2 separate regions of the Homo sapiens genome follow, and region 2 is linked to region 1. The links are chromatin loops, found by intact Hi-C in ENCODE. Cell type or tissue: ascending aorta. All regions are shown on one strand. Links, peaks and the distances in the headings refer to the core of each region. The heading gives the core; the rest is flanking DNA.

What was found. Hi-C counts contacts between places; a loop is a spot of excess contacts. Peaks named below come from ENCODE experiments on the same cell type or tissue, not always from the same donor. Only the 100,000 strongest peaks of a DNase experiment are listed, where the experiment ranks them.
Region 2: a loop joins it to region 1, with 2.7 times the contacts of the local background. A loop is called at or near these places in 2 of 110 quality-filtered maps.

The regions. Positions count from the first base shown.
Region 1 is chr2:107,322,429-107,330,778 of GRCh38, forward strand. The region is part of intron 1 of LINC01789 (long intergenic non-protein coding RNA 1789); the gene reads right to left. Among named protein-coding and RNA genes, the nearest start is that of LINC01789, 39 kb to the right of the region's middle. In ascending aorta, for the core only: no CTCF peak of the experiment used is centred there; DNase peaks (open chromatin) are centred at 3,733, 3,993 and 4,253; H3K27ac peaks cover 3,685 bases.
Region 2 is chr2:106,859,089-106,867,438 of GRCh38, forward strand. All of the region lies in intron 1 of ST6GAL2 (ST6 beta-galactoside alpha-2,6-sialyltransferase 2), which reads right to left. Among named protein-coding and RNA genes, the nearest start is that of ST6GAL2, 23 kb to the right of the region's middle. In ascending aorta, for the core only: a CTCF peak has its summit at 4,473 (motif pointing right); a DNase peak (open chromatin) is centred at 4,047; H3K4me3 peaks cover 897 bases; H3K27ac peaks cover 8,000 bases.

The DNA of each region.
Region 1 (8,350 bases), core at 26-8,025:
CAATCCTCTCATGGTTTATAAATTAGAGAAAACACAGCACTAAAAGTGGCCGAGATGGAAACAGTGATTATTTGTTCTTGTAGAAACCATTCATCTAAATTCTTTAACACTAATCCAGATAGACGGCTTTTAAAAAAGACCTCTAATTACTTTCCCGTTAATTATTTACATTCACCAAGTGTTTTGTGATTGTTCCTTAGTGAGTAGCCTCCTGAGGTATGTCACGGTATTAACTATTGATTTACAAATCTGGCAAAGGTGCATTATAGCTGGCTTGCCTACTCTACCCTTGGCTTAGGCCATTCCTCCCCAAGATAGATCTTCATCGCCAGTGACTTATCATTATCAATAGTGCCAAAAATGGAAGAATAATATAATAACTTATCTTTCTATGGTACCTTCCATCTAAAAATTATTGGTGTTAATCATAGATATGTGATATATGTATATATATTTTTTGTTTGTTTGTTTGTTTGTTTGTTTTTTGTTGTTTTTTTTTTTTTTTGAGGCTGAGTCTCACTCTGTTGCCCAGGCTGGAGTGCAGTGGTGCAATCTTGTCTCACTGCAAGCTCCGCCTCCCGGGTTCTCACCATTCTCCTGCCTCAGCCTCCCAAGTAGCTGGGACTGCAGGCACCCGCCACCACGGCTGGCTAATTTTTTGTATTTTTAGTAGAGATGAGGTTTCACCATGTTAGCCAGGATGGTCTCAATCTCCTGACCTCGTGATCTGCCTGCCTTGGCCTCCAAAAGTGCTGGGATTACAGGCATGAGCCACCGCGCTGGGCCAAAATTTATATTTCTAAGAGATCATTTAGCATAATGCAACCAAATGCTTTGTCATCACTTGCCAAGGTAAGTCAACTACAGGTTACCTGTATTCCTAGTTGTTACACTCAAAGCAGACACCACTAATCCACATTGGAATTGTCCCTCTGGTCCCATATCTAATTATAATGCTTCTTAACACAGTGCTCCAAGCAATTTCCTCCAATTGACTGTTTTTTATCTCCAGGGCCAATTCATATTTATCATCTACTATCCACAATTAAAATACCTTAGTGAGAGTAAGCCTATTACCTCTCAGGACAGCTCATTCCATAATTAACTCTGACTGTGAGAAGAGTTATTTTTAAATACTCAGTAATAGAGCCTATTCAGTTCCAAAATTTCTCCCTCTTACTTATCCTTTTATGTACGTTTTTCTTATCTACTCTGTATGTTTTAGCTCTTTTTTATCTTGTACCCTGATGGTGTCGATTCCAATCATGCTGGAAACAAAATATAATACAGCTGCTCATGTTTTATATGTTCTGTTTTATTTGCAAATCATTCAAGTTTTAAAAATAAGCAATTTCTGTTGTGGGTTTGGTGGCAGCATTGAGGAACATCCAAGCAGGAAAACAAAGACTCTCAAAACTGTTCTTAGAACTATTGGCAGGAGATCACCATAAGAGTCCCAAAAGATGAAGAATTAGAAAATAATTCAGAGTTGAAATTGGAGTTGCATTTTGAAAGGCCAGGAAGGATTTTTCTAGACGGAATAAGGGAAGCACAGTTCAAGGAGAGAGATGGGACGAGGATGTTGTGGCTGGCTGTAAAAGATCTTCTAGTTCAGTTCTCCAACTTAAGCTGGAGGAGTCATGAAGCCACAGGTTGCGAGGCTCCATTCCAGTGTCTGATTCCATAAATTTTAGGTGAAACTTCAGAACTTATGTTTCTAACAAGTTTCCACGCAACACTGATGCTATTGGTCCAGGGACCACACTTTGCGAATCACTGTTCTAGCCTTAGCACACTCCTGCGTCCCTGCCTGCAATTCCAATAGGCTACGCCTTCTTGTCTGCCTGGCTTGCTTTCTTAGCAGTGAGCATGGAGTGGGCTCAGGATGAACATATGGTTCTCATTAAACCTTGAATCTTTGTCAGCCCCACAAGGTTATCTATGTCAGCCTGGCAAATGTGCACTTACAGTGGGCCCAATTGACAATTGTCAGGAGTAAGGCTGCAGGGGTGGAGGGAGAAAGTGGAGCTAGTATAAGAGGTGGTGAGGAGATTGCAGAGGGCAGCATGGGGGCAGGGTGGAAGGAGCTTCCTTTCCAAAGCTCCGTGGTGGGGTCTAGAGCCATTCTCAGCAGTCACTGAGATTGGGGGCACTGAGTTTGCAAGAACACATAGTACAGTGGCCTCATAAAAGTTATCATCACCATTGCTGGGTAAAGTGATTGCTGCAACTTCTTTTCTCCTTCCCTTGAAGAATTGCACTTTTTATTTATGTAACTGATCACCTTAACAGCCATTCAACCCAAAATTCTTTTATGTTTCTTTCTATATATCCCAAGCCATCCTCCTGGTTTCAATTCTCATTGTACCTATCCTTTAATGAGATTCCAGATTAATTAATCCTAATATTTTAACTCTATAAATGATCCCTGTTTTGTCAACACTAATGCAATGAAAAATATTTTTCTTTGTATTGAGACCATTCTGTGTAATTAGCTTGGCCTCATGAGTCAGTCTATTTGCAAATTTGCAAATCCGCAGGATTGACTTCACTCTTTACAAGCTTCCTATCATGCATACAGCTCTAGAATTTCATTTCGCTCAAGCAGTTCTTTCCTTTCTCCTAATCTTGTCCTCAATTCAAAGATCACAGAACACTGATAAAGAAGATGATGCCAGATCTGTCAAAGAGAGGGAGATTAAAGAGAGGAGAGAGCTACAGAGAGATGTGATGTGGGAAAGAGGTGGTGGGCTGAAGTAGCTGCTCACTATGTTGTTACATTTGCTTTGGGGACACTTGTTATGGACACACTTGGCAAATTCCTAATGGGCAACCTTTGCAATCCCTTATTCTTGCTGTGTTTTTCCTAGAAGGAAAATTTGGGGGACATGTCAATTCATTTTACCAGGGAACTTGAGAAGCCCCATGCTCTTTCATTGACGGTTTGGACGCTGAGGCTGTCTTGTGCATCCAGGTGGCATTTGTCCTCTTAGTACAGCTTGATGGGCTTTCCTTTGAGGACCTCAATGTCACTTCCTTATCACCTCCAAGGCTTTTTCTATCCAGAGTTCACATGAGCACGTACTGTTAAAAATCTACTCCTCTTCTTTGATGGTGCCCACATACCCAAGCAGAAGGATCATGTATCTATCAGCCAAGAGGGCAGACCACCACAAGGGAGTTGGAGAGAAGAGGAAACATTCTTGAAATGTTGCAGAAACATTATCTACAACCAATTTTTTAAAATAAACAATTGATTTCATTTGTGGCTCAACAGATCATATTTGTTTCTATTCCCATGCCCTCATAGTTATTTCTGTACTTCTCAATAATTACCCCAATCTAAACTAGTTTTATCACATGACAACTTTTACAACCTATGAGATTGTATAGGTACTTATTGATTCCACCAGATTTTCTTCCCTTTCCCAAGTATTAAAATGATGTTAGGTACATGTTTTTATTTAAAGTTAAGGTGGGTTTTCATTGGTTTTGCTCTAAGCATTTAAACCATCCCTTAAATGAGTTGGGGACACTCTGAGGGTATTTCAAAGCCCCAATCAAGACATGCTAATCAGAGTGGCTCAGTTTCTGAAGCGCGCCCTTTTATTCCCTTTGCCTGGCTAATTACAAATGGATCCTAAGTACACTGTGGGTCAAAAAAATTAGAAAAGGCCAAAGACACAAGTGAACTCTGACAAGAAGGCTCTATGTTTTCACTTCTCTTAGTCACTGGGCCTTTGTGGTTGGGAACAGCTGTTGCAGAGAAGAAAACAGGACATCTTGAGCCTCAGGGGAAACACCAACTGGAATATGTTAATCTTTTTTGCCTAAAATCCAAGCAGCTTATCTTTTCTGAAGGTTCTCCTGGCTAATGAAAAGTATGCTTAATATTGCAAATTTTGCTTTGCAAGGCCTTTTGTCTAGTGTCATTTTCTATTTGTGAATTTTCCTTTTGTTCCCTTCACCAACCCTCCTACCAAGCGAACCCAGCACATGTTTGGCTTCCAGTCAGTTCTTCTTTGAGTCTAAAAGTCTTGGCATTTCTGTCTTAGTTTTGGCCATAGGAAAGAGCATTTTTCAATAATGCTGCTGAAATGCTGCTTTCTCTACTCCAGAGCTTTATCTGGCAAAAGGATTTACTGGGACTAGACCCAAAGAAAACAGAAAAAGAAAAAGGGAAAATGGCTCTGGAAGGCAAGATGCCAGCTTATTCGCTCTTGAGATTTTGCAACTTCCCACTACTCTTTCCATAACCTCAGTCCTTTACCCTAGGGTGTCTTTGCATTTCTTATGAGTAGAGCTGGTCCCCCCAGCACTAGGCCATGGAAACTCCCTTTAACTGTGCTTTCCTTACATGCCAAACATTTGGAACTGAGGCAACCCTCATGACAGGCAGAAGCAGTCAACTTAGTGCTGAGTCCAGCAAGATGATCAGCTTTGACCAAGACCCCTACAGAAATTGGACATCCCAGGGTTATGTATAGCATTATATGAGGCTACGTTTCCACCTTATTTGTCTCTAGTGTACTTCAAACATTCTTTGTTTTGTGTCCTGTCTCATGAATCATTCCCTCTTCCTTTATGCCAATTTTTACTCCATGTATGTGAGCTGCTCTCTCAGACCTGCTTCTGCTTTCCAGTGTTTTTGATTGCTTGTCATGGGCAGTGTTGAAAAGAGAGCAGGTGGTGGAGGTGAAGTGTTGTAGTGGAAGTGGAAGCTTCTTGCAATTTTTCTGAGAAAGCCTAGGCTTTCTATTGCATGTGGATGAGCTGAGAACTCTCTACCACCTTTTTCTTCCTTTTTGTCTTTGGGCTCCAGCGAATAACCCACTGCAATCTCCACTTCTGCACCTGAGCTATTACTTCTAGCTGGTTGTTCCCTGCTCCCCACACACCACTATCAACTGTCATACAGGCTGAAGTATGCAAAGGACCATTTGAGGTTTCCTAAAGTATTTAGTTAACAGTTCATTAGCAAAAGAGAAAGGAGGTAACAACAACATGTGTGCTGAAATTTCAACTGGTATCATCTCATAATCAAATTAGTCTTAATGGATGTAGCCAGCTGGGCCTTGATTTCATTTTCAGAGAAGTACTTTAATATTTTCCTCCACAATTTCTAGATAAATAGATTTTTACCACAATAGATGGATAACACGCATTGTTCTTCCCCATTCCAAAATGTTATATTTTAATACTTACTTGAAAACTATTTCTATAAATAGCTCAATATATTTCTAATCATTTACATAGTAATTGTATTCTCAGAAATCTTGCTTGTTGGCCAGACAAGGAACAAAAAGCCTGTGAATATTACTATGAATATTCCTCAAAGTATAGATTTGTCTATACTCCTTATTAATATCTGATGAGTTTGAAGTTGTATATTTCCTCTCTAAGCCAGTTGTTTAAAAGAATTATACATGTTTAAAAAAATCCAAGTGATTGGAATTTGAAAGTTTAAGCATTTGTTATAAATTTCCAGTTTTCTCACATTTTAATTAAATAATAAAGCCTATAACTTTATGTCTTGAGCAACTTATTGGAATTATCTTTCTAGTCTGGTACATGAATTACATGTGTAAATATCCTATAAATTGTTGAAATGGATGTTTATTCATGATTCTAGGACACAAATGTGAAAATATTTCCACTAAATATTTGATATTAATGGTAGAATTGACTCTTCTATGTCCTTGTTTATCGTCTTCTTGAGATATTAGGTTAAGAGTAATATTATACAGATTCTCACTTCTAATACGTCAGTCAATAAATCATTGCATTTGCAGCTTATATTTATTTAAATCTGACATTTTCTAATTATTGCCTCAATTTTTTTAATTGGTAGGTATTTTCCACAGTTTTAGGCTTACAAAAAAAAAGTCCAATGGAAAGTACAAAGAGTTATCATATACACCTGTCCCCAAATTTCCCCTATTCTTTGCATCTTTCAAATAGTTCATTTGTTTTGTGGACATTACACCTTTTGGAATTGTCCCACAATTCTTGGATATTATTTTCTTTTTCATTCTTTTTTAAAATTTTTGCATTTCAGTTTTGGAAGCTTTAATTAACATTTCTTCAAGCTCACTAATTTTTTTCTTTGGCTGAGTCCAGTCTACTGATGAGCCTATAAAAGGAATTCTTTATTTCTGTACAGTGTTTTTGATTTCTAGCATTTCCTTTTAATTCTCAAAGTTTTTATCTCTCCGCTTACATTACTCCTCTGTTCTTGCATGTTGTCCTCTTTTTGCATTAGAGCCTTTAGTGTATTAATCATAGTTGTTTTAAAGTCTGGGTCTGATTATTCCAATACCTGTGACACATGTACAGCTGATTCCAGTGATTGTCCTGCTCTCCAGACTGTTATTTTTTGGTCTTTCAGTGTGCCTTATAATTAGTTGTTTCTTAAAGCCAGACATGATGCACTGGGTAAAAGGAATAGAGATACATAAGACCTCAGTGTATTGTTTTATGTTTTTCTGCCTTGGAGCTAGGGCTGTGTGCAATGTTTACTATAGCTGTAGATTTCAGAAGCTAAAATTTATCCTGATGTTCTTGCTTTTGTCCCTTTTGCTCTTGTTGGAATTTTTTGGAACTTTTTTTTTTTTTTTTGAGACAGAGTCTCGCTCTGTTGCCCAGGCTGGCTGGAGTGCAATGGTGCCATCTCGGCTCACTGCAAGCTCTGCCTCCGGGGTTGACACCATTCTGCTGCCTCAGCCTCTGGAGTAGCTGGGACTACAGGCGCCTGCCACCAAGCCCAGCTAATTTTTTGTTTTTTTTTTTTAGTAGAGACAGGGTTTCACCGTGGTAGCCAGGATGGTCTTGATCTCCTGACCTCGTGATCCGCCCAACTCGGCCTCCCAAAGTGTTGGGATTACAGGCGTGAGCCACCGCACCCGGCCTGGAACTTCTTAAATAAGTTCTAAGACATGCAGTTCTTTGGTTGTATTATTCTGATATTGTTCAGGAGCCTTACTAATATGATAGTAAGGTGTTGGGGCAGGGAAAGTCTTCTATATTTTTATGATTAGGTCTCAGTCTTTCAGTGAGCTTATCACCGGGTCTATGACCTTCACAAAGCTTATCAGGTTTGCCTCCCCTCTCGCCCTTCCCTAATGTATGACAGAAAAACCAGACAGAACTGGAGTTGGGGATTTCCCTTCTGCCATGTCGATTAGGCTTTTTGAAACTCCAGTCAGTTATAGTCTGCTAAAATAGCTTCTCTTGATGATGGGCCTCATTGAGAACAAAATACTCTGAGTGTATTTGAAATTTATTGCTTTTCTACTCTTCTTGCTGAAAGCATGAGAGAAGTTATTTTCATTGTGAGAACCTAGTAAAGGCTCCTGGAGGTAAAAACTCACAAAAGCTGCCCCTCCACCAAGTCTGCCCTCCCTGAAATTTTTAACTCTCAAACTTGTCAACACCAAGCCTCTAAGTTTTCCTAGCCTCATGAACCCCAATACCAGTTCCTACAAAGGTTTCTGATCCCAGGCTTCTGCTCTGGTAAGTTGTAATTCTCTGCATCTTCCTGTCTGTCTGCCAGTGTGAGGGGCACTGTTTCGCCTGGTGACTTCAATTATCTGATGGATCTAAAGATGGTTATTTTCAGTTCCTTCATCTTTTGTCTTGCTGTGAAGATGGAAGTGATGACTTCCAAGCTTCTTCTTTCCCATACTGAAAACAGAAAGTCCTCCTACAATTTTATTTTTGTTGCAAAGTTAATTCATGTCCATTTTGTTAAAAACCAAACCTATCTCCAAAACATTTAAAAATATCTGAAATTTCATATCCATTTTAGTAAGAGCCTGTGTTTTGCATGCATAAATAGAAGCTATTCTGATGGTGTTTCAGCAACAAAAATTGTCTATTTTTTTAACTTTTATTTTACAGTCAGGGGTACATGTGCAGGTTTGTTGCAAATGTACATTGTGTGATGCTGAGGTTTGGAGTACAAATATATCCATGACCCAGGTAATGAACATAGTGCCCATAGGTCATTTTCTACCCCTTGCCCTTCCCCCATCTGTTGGTCTTCGGTGTCTGTCATTCCCACCTTTATGTCCATGTGTACTCAATGTTTAGCTCACACTTATCAGTGAGACCATATGGTATTTTCTACCCCTTGCTCTTCCCCCATCTGGTGGTCTCCAGTGTCTATCATTCCCACCTTTATGTCCATGTGTACTCAATGTTTAGCTCACACTTATAAGTGAGAACATATGGTATTTGGTGTTCTGTGTCTTTGTTAGTTCACTTAGGATAATGGACTCCAGCTGCATCCATATTGCTGCAAAAGACATAATTTTATGCTTTTTTATGGCTGCATAGTATTCCATGGAGT
Region 2 (8,350 bases), core at 308-8,307, 460 kb before region 1:
TAGACAATCTTCCTGATGTCATGAGGCTGTCTATGCCCCCAGGAGTTAGAGGGAGAATAAAGAACCTATGTTTACAATGTCAACTTTATTTAATCACCTAAAAGGGTTGGCTGAATTGACAGTAAAACTTCCCTGTTCTCAGTGGAATGGGGTCTCAAAATATAGCCTAAGTTGAACTTAGTTAAAGTTCCATTTTTTGAATACTTTTGGAAGTGGATGGAAAATACACATCTGCTACACATATGCATAGTTATAATTGTGCTGTGTTCTCTATATACTGATGTTGATATCTATACCCTTGGTTTCTCCCCTGGACTGCAGATCCACATAATCAATAAACTATGTGATATCGCCACTTAAATGTGTTCTGAGAATCTCAAACTTAATGTCCAAACAAATATTTGTTATTCTTCTTTCCTTCCTTAGTCTTCCCCATCCCGTAAATAGCATGGCCAGTCACTCAGTTGCCCAGGTCTAAAACTCTGGTGTTTTTCTTGATTCCTTTTTCCACTTACAACCACATCCAATCCCAACCACCAGCAAACCCAGATAACCCTAACTCCAAAACACATCTAGACTCTGACAACGCATTGCCTTCTGTACTGCCCCCATGTGGACCTAGTCGCCTCTCACCTGAACTATGAAGAACTTCTGAACTGGTTTCCCTGCTTCTATCCTGTCTTTCCTCTGTAGATGCTCCATGCAGCAGTCGGAGTGACACTTTTCAAATGGAACTTTAACATGGCCAATTCCTGTGCTCAACCCTCCATTATTCTTCCTTATACTTCAAATTAAAAAAAAAAATTACCCTTTGCCGTGGCCTACAAGGCTGTGTTCCTGCTTGTCTCTCTGCTCTCCTCTTACCCATTGCTCCTTGCTCCCTCCTACCCGACCCCTTGCTGCCCCTGAGTCAGCTCACACAGCTCCTGGCCATTTGCTTGGGCCCTTCCCTCTGCCTGGGACAAGCCTGCTCTAGAACCCGGCTTGGCTTCCTCCTAGTTTTGTTGAAGTCTTAGCTCAAATGCCACCTATTTAGTAAGGGTTTCCCTCCAGCATGTTTGCATCCCTTTCTCTCTACCTCTCTTGGACATCTTTGTTTGGATTTTTGGTACTGATGCCACTGGATATGCTTATTTGTTTACTGCCTTTCTTCTCTAGTGAGCTCTAAGCTCCTGCAGGGTGATCTGTCTTTCTGGCTGACCATGCATCCTCAGAGCCTGGAACAGTGCCTGGCATACAGTAAGTACTCAGTCAGTCCAGGAAGGAGATTGAGGAGGAAATGCTTAAGGTGCTGTGGTGAGACAAAAGACTTAGGGCATAATTTCAATGGGGGAGCCTGGGAAGGTCTTTTGCAGGCAGAAAAATTTAAGCAGGGAACAAATGGCTAGTGAGGGGTTAGGTACTTGGGGATGGAGTACATCTCACATGGAGGAAACAAGAGCTGCAAAGGGCAGGGCAGCTGAGAGCTGTACACCACGTACTGCAACACGGGCAGGTACATGGCTGTATCACAGGTCCTCTTTATAAAGATCAAACCACTTGTTACTGACTCCATAAACACTCCATATCCATTGTGATATGGAAAGAAGCTTCTATGAAATAGACTAACAACTTTTGAAATATAATTTTAATGTTTTTATCACGTCTAATTACATGAATAAGGTGCAATGGGCTTCAGCATCCCCATCCCAGATCACTAAAGGCCTTCCCTCACAAATGGTTTTGGCTAAAACTCAACCATATACAATGGATATGGAAACTTAGAAGTATGTCTGAAAGTTTATTTTGTGTTGCATGGAACTAGAAAAAGAGAAAAGTGAAAACAGTAACATAGTTATACCCTCCCTGCTTTGATTGACTGCACAAAACTTTTGCTGCCTTCAGCAGTTTTACAGTCTAACACACTTAGGAGGCACCCCCGCCAAATGCCGGAAACCTGAATCTGCTCTTGAAATGTCAGTGATAAAAATTAAAAGAAGAGTAGAAGAGTGAGACCCTAATTGTGGCTAAATCATCAGACTATGAACATAAAACTAACTAGGATGACACAGGAAAATAGCACAGCAAAGGGGAAGAAAAACACCATCTAAAAATTGTGTGTCTCTGAGATGACACCAAGAATCACAAAGCCTGAGGAATTCTGCTTTAATATCCATATTAAACAAGTAATCTGTTTATCTTCTCATCTCAGCCCATCCTGGCCCTTTTTCCTTACTGCCCTAACCTCTCTTTGACCTATAGAAATCTCTTTCTCCCAATTTGTGAATAAGTCATGGCATATAAACTGCCAACCTATCCCTTGATGAGAATACCCATTTTTATATTTAATTGTGTGTCTGTGTGTGTGGATTAGACATTTATTATATATCCAGGCACTGTGCTAGATGGTGGGGATTAAAAAGACAATACAACATGTTCTTATCTTCCATGATCCTATAATTTAGTGGAAATAACTGGTGAAGTCTTCATTGTGCCTGTGTCAGCCAAGAATATTTCATTACTAAATAAAATAGATGTTCATTTATTCTTTCTTTTTTTTCTTTTTTTCTTTTTTTTTTTGAGACAGGGTCTCACTCTGTCACCCAGGCTGGAGTGCAGTGGCCGTGATCTCGGCTAACTTCAACCTGTGTCTCCCAGGTTCAAGCGATTCTCCCACCTCAGCCTCCCGAATAGCCGGGATTCCAGGTGTCCGCCACCAAGCCTGGCTAATTTTTGTATTTTTTGATGGAGATGGGGTTTTACCGTGTTGGCCAGGCTGGTCTTGAACTCCTGACCTCAAGTGATCTGCCCGCCTTTGGCCTCCCAAAGCACTGGGATTACAGGCATGAGCCACCAATCCATTCATTCTTACTGGCATCCAACCTCATTCATTCTTATTTCATACTCTTATGTAAATATACAAATGGAATTACAATAAGGGTATCTGCAACTAATTTCCACGCTGATTAAATGACAGTTTTGTATCACAAAAGAAAGCACTAATCAATCATTTATTCACTCAACAAACATCTCTTGAAGCCACACAGTCAGACATGAAATTACGAGTGATCATTCCGTATATGATATGCAGCTTAAATGAAATGCTAATGCTGCTGCACCAGAGTCGTGAAGCAGTACCAATCTTTATGTTGCCTCTCACTCCAGTGTGCTTTTGCTCATTTTATTTCTGCTCTTGGCAAGATTTAAATAAAGGCTTTTTTTCTTTGCTCTACAAATGTTTGCAGCAGCTATATTACACTGACTTAACACAGCATTAACTACAGTACAAATACATACTCCCTAGATTGCTTTTCGAGAAAGGAAAATGTTTATGATCTCTATCAAACAAACACTGAATTCATCAGTCTGAAATTTATTTAAAGTGTCAGATGAATTTGACAAAAATCTATACCTAGAATTCATTTCTGAACAGCGTAGGCTTATTACTTTGATTTCGAAGAAAAAAAATACCCTAAAAATGTTCTGGCTCTCTCAGAATGTAAAGTTCAAGTTAAGGCATGTATGGCTACTATGGGTTTGCACTGAATTATGTGAAGAAAAAAAAAAAGCATTTCTGTCTTGGTTGCTTAACTCAGAGTAAAATCATTAGTCCCAATTCTGCAATAAAACAAAATATCAGTCTAAGTGAAAACAAGTAAGAAGCATGGGCTGAGAGGATTTTACTTTTATTAGGCTTTACTTTATGACCCAGGCACCAACCTGAGGCAGGGCATAGAAAAAACATTTCTAGACAGGGACAGGGCAAATCAGCCAAGAAAATGACTAAATGCTGGAGAAAACAAGTCATTGAGCTATTTTAAATCTAATTAATTTGATAAAATATGTTTCTATTTTTCCCAACCTAAAAATAAATGATTACAATAATAGAATCATGAGTGCATTGCTTATAATGTAAATGTCTTTTTTTTTTTTCTATTAGAAAAGCTAAAGAACATGGTATTCCTGGGGATATTTTTCTCCCTTGGTGGTTTGCCATCATGTGCGTTACAGCTGGGACAGGCCTTACAAGGACTCCAAATTTCTTTCTACAAATGAGGAGCCCGTGGTCTGGAGAAACGAGGCGAGTTACCTATGGTTACAAAGCTAGCTGGAGGCAGACACAGAATGAGAGGACAGGTTGCCTGGCTCACGTTTGCTCTCTTGTTCTCTGTCATTAAGTGATGGAAAGGGACCGAAATACTTAACAACCTACAGAAATCTATTCCACTCACGATATGCTCCTTGTCATCCAATGATACAGAACAGATTGGATCATGGATTTTTGCTTCTTGAGTGTTTTGGAGTTCTGTAGCTAAACAGGATGCTGCAGAAACTGGGAATGAGGAATCTCAAGAACAAAACTACACACTGTAAAGCGTGTAGAATCATTCCAACGGGGTTCAAAATATTTTGGGGGAGCACAGGTGACCCCCCCGTCTAACGCACAATGTTTCTGAGGCTGGTTCCAGAGCAGACCATGATGAAGTGGCACCTGTAGAACGTGTAGGCAGTAGCCACTATGGGGCACTGTGCAACCAAGGAAATACACCTGCAAAACACTGAGAAATCCGGGTCCTCCGTTTGCTAAAGGTAGGACCTGGCACTACTTAATTAACCTCTCCCATCCCCAGTTCTCCCAACTGTAAAATAAGAAGAGTAATTAACTGCTCTGAACATCTCACAAGGTAATTGTGGGGATCGATAGAGACTGGGTATAAAAGGTGATGTGGAGCTAGGAAGAGATATTATTATCATTACATGCATGTTCTTTCCTCTTACTTGGGAAGACAGCACAGAAGCTACAAAACAATATTATTTCTGGAAGTGTGGTGCCTGGTGCTGCCTCAGAACCTCTAAGGAGGTGTGTTTAAAACGCAACTACCTGGGTTCTATCCCAGACTCACTGAAACGAAATCTGGGTGGGCATGGCCCATGATCCTGTCATGTCAAAACTTTCCTTTGGATTGCATGTCCCTAGGACTGCACTAGAAGGGATCCAGGGAGTAAAAGCCAGAGGAGGCTGGGAAGATGGGCAACCGCATTCCACAGAAACAATGTTCAACCCACTGGCTGGAATCTCCAAACTACCCACAGATGTCTGCCTGATCACAATCCTGTAATTCTTGTTACCTCTACCAAAACCAACCTCTCTCCCTGCAGCCCTGGAGACTACAGGCACTGCCAGACACACACCTGCAAGCCTATGCAAGGGTTGTTTTCTTAAGCCTCCTGCTCTGATGGCCCTTGGTCTTCTCCCCTGTTCCTGCAACACTTCATAGGTAACTATTCCTCCCTGGGTAGAACCTTTCCATGACCAGTGATTGGCACATTTTACTTTCAGCGTGTGATGTACAAATACTTGAATGAAAGACAGAACATGGAATTCATTATACTCACAAAAATCTTACTATAGCATTTAACATTATTCTTTTTGCAAAATGTATTCACATTTCCCATTCGAGAAGGCAAAGATAATAAGCATTTGAGTAACAAATACCTGGATTCAGATACATTTCCAACATAAGTTTTTTTCATTTATTAGCTGTATCAACTTGGGCAGGTTATTACACCTCAGATCAGTTTCTTCAACTGGAAGACAGATGTAATATCATACAACCTAGCCCGCCTTCAGGAAGATTTTAATTGGGCTCCACAGGAAAGGCAATTAATGTATCGCCAGGCACAGATGCTCAAAGAATCTTCATTCTCTTCTTGTCCTTTTCCCTTTTCACACTTTCTAATGGGTTCTCTAATAGTCTGCAATAGCCACAGCTTTTAACAAATCTTCCAAAAGGAACTCCGACAGTAAATTTGATTCCTACTCAGTAGTGTGCTATTAAATGTTTTACAATAATCTCTCAGGGAGGGGGAGTGGAGGAAGAACCCTGATTGTTAGTGTTTGCCCATTCTATGGTGTAAACGCTTCCACTATAGCCAATTTCAAACTACCAATGGGATGTTACTGAACGGAACTGGGATGCGATGTGCAAGAGCTCATCATTGTATGAGTATTTCCACCACACAGATACAATAAAAGTAAATAACTTCCGAGAGCGCAGATAATATGAAATAAATTGCAAAATGAAATAAAAGAATCAGAAAGTGATGAGTGTGAAGTATTTGCCATCTTTGCTTTTAAACTGGCTCATAAATCTCCTGAAAAGGTACAAGCCAACTCCAGCACACTACTGTATCTTACTCCATCAAGAAAACTCTGCCCTTAGAAGGGTACTAATTGCAGGCATTTCAGCCTACCTAGAGAGCTTTATTTATGCAGGACCCTTTAAACAGATGCAGAGAGCACATGCTTAGAGTTTCTACAGGGGTGAAATGTGGCTACAAAACAGTATGTGTCTACGTGATACTGACGTGCTGTACATGTGCATCAGTTCTGCTAGGGAAGAGCCTTGTCTGGGGAGAAAGAAAGCTGTACAGTGCTTAACACATGAAAACACCCGGTCAGCAGGTAACAGTAACAGGTAGTAAGCAATAGCAAAATTCGTTACACCTCTTCTCTCCATCTCATCCTTATTACGAACATTTATTTATGTGGCTTAACTTTTACCTTAGGTCCATCCTCGTTGTAAGACACTAAGCCATGATGTAACAATTTTTAGGGCCCATGTCAGACATGTGTGACACTCTCACTTTAGACACAAGGAAACAAAGGTACAGAGGAGGAAAGCAAGTTGCCCACACTTAAAGGGATGTGGGACTGGAATTCAGGCCTTATACTTTTATAAAATGGATTAGTTCTCCAAAGCCTTTTGGCTACTATGTTTCATTTGCTTATTCATTTGTACACTGTTTTCAAGAGATAATAAAATATATTTGTGACTTATAAAATTTTGTTTGCAGCCTGCTCAGTTCCAGAGGTGACATTTAATGACCCTGACTTGCATTTGCATTAGGTTGTCTTTACCACAATAGAGCCATCACATTGGAAAACTTGCTCAGCAGTAGAAGTGGCAGGAATTAACTTTTATTAAAGGCTTATTAGGTACCAAGAATATTAGTAATAAATTATAAAGATGGCTTCATTTAAACAGAAGAACAACCTACGAGTTAGGTAATATTATGGCCTCAATTTTATGATGAAGAAATGAAGACTCCTTGAGGTTAAGAATCCATCAGAAGTTTCTAGGGCTGGCTTGCTGGGCATGTGACTGTGCAGTCATGTGGGACCCGACACCCAGAAGAGCCACACTTGTTTTAATGTTCTCCTGCCACTGGCCTGAAGTTCTCAATAACTCTGTCTTTGACTTTGTGTGCTATACCTGAAGTCAGATGGGAGAGAGTGGAACGATGAAGCAGGCATGGGTCATATGTGTGCCACATCCTGTCCATCGTTCCTTGCTGCCCACTTAAAGTTGTCTAACATTCATGATGCCTCATGAGCACAGGACTCTGGTGAGGTCACAATGCTTGGGAGTTCAGCAGGACTCAAAACGAGTGCAAGGTGAGTATGGTACCTCTACGACAAGTGGAGGATCCCACAGCTCCCAGAGGCCATGCTTTCTGTCAGAACCAGAACTAGCTTCAAACACAAAAGTAAGGCAATTGTACTTTAAGAAACACAACCGACCAAGGCCCCTATCATGTCCTTTCTTATTTCCTTATATTGGCCAAACACTTGTGCTCCAAATGGTGACACAGAAGGAAATCCCTGCCTTATTCATCAGGAAGCTGAAGGTAGAATGTGTTGGTAAAACACGCATGTATCAAGAAGTAAAATAAAAACAACAGAATTAGTTTTTGGCAGTGTTTCCTCTGTTCTGGTCAGAAAGAAATACATAGGAATGTAACAGCTATGAAATACAAATTGTGTAACTTCAGTGATTATGCAAACAAGTTAAATGCTTTTAAATTTGCATTTAAAACTGGCATTGCACGAGTTAACAATAACAGAAAAAAACATACCAATAATTACATTTTTAATTTTTCTTTACTTGGAACATTAAAAATACTGTGACAATTCAAGAGGCAAGGAAGAGAAGGGAAAGGAGGGCAGGGAAGCAGTGGGAAGGAAAGGGCAAAACATTTTGTTTTAGTACCTTGGAGGGCACTTCTTTCCTGTTTTTTGAATAAATGGCTCCACATTCTAATTTCGCACAGGGTCCCACAGCCAGCCCTGGCTGTCACACAACGTGGAAGCATCAGAGTCAGTATCTGAATCCAAACTGACTCCAAAGCTCCTTTGCTTTGACCCCATTTTATTCAGCCTTTTATTTTAAACAACACGGCTCTTCAGTTTCAGAAAATTTTTGTCATGATTCCACTGTTGGCAATCTGGACATGTGACAATTGTTTATCCCTCTTCCTTTTTCTTAAGTTTTTCCCCTTTCTCTGAATCATTTCAGCTGTGCTTTCT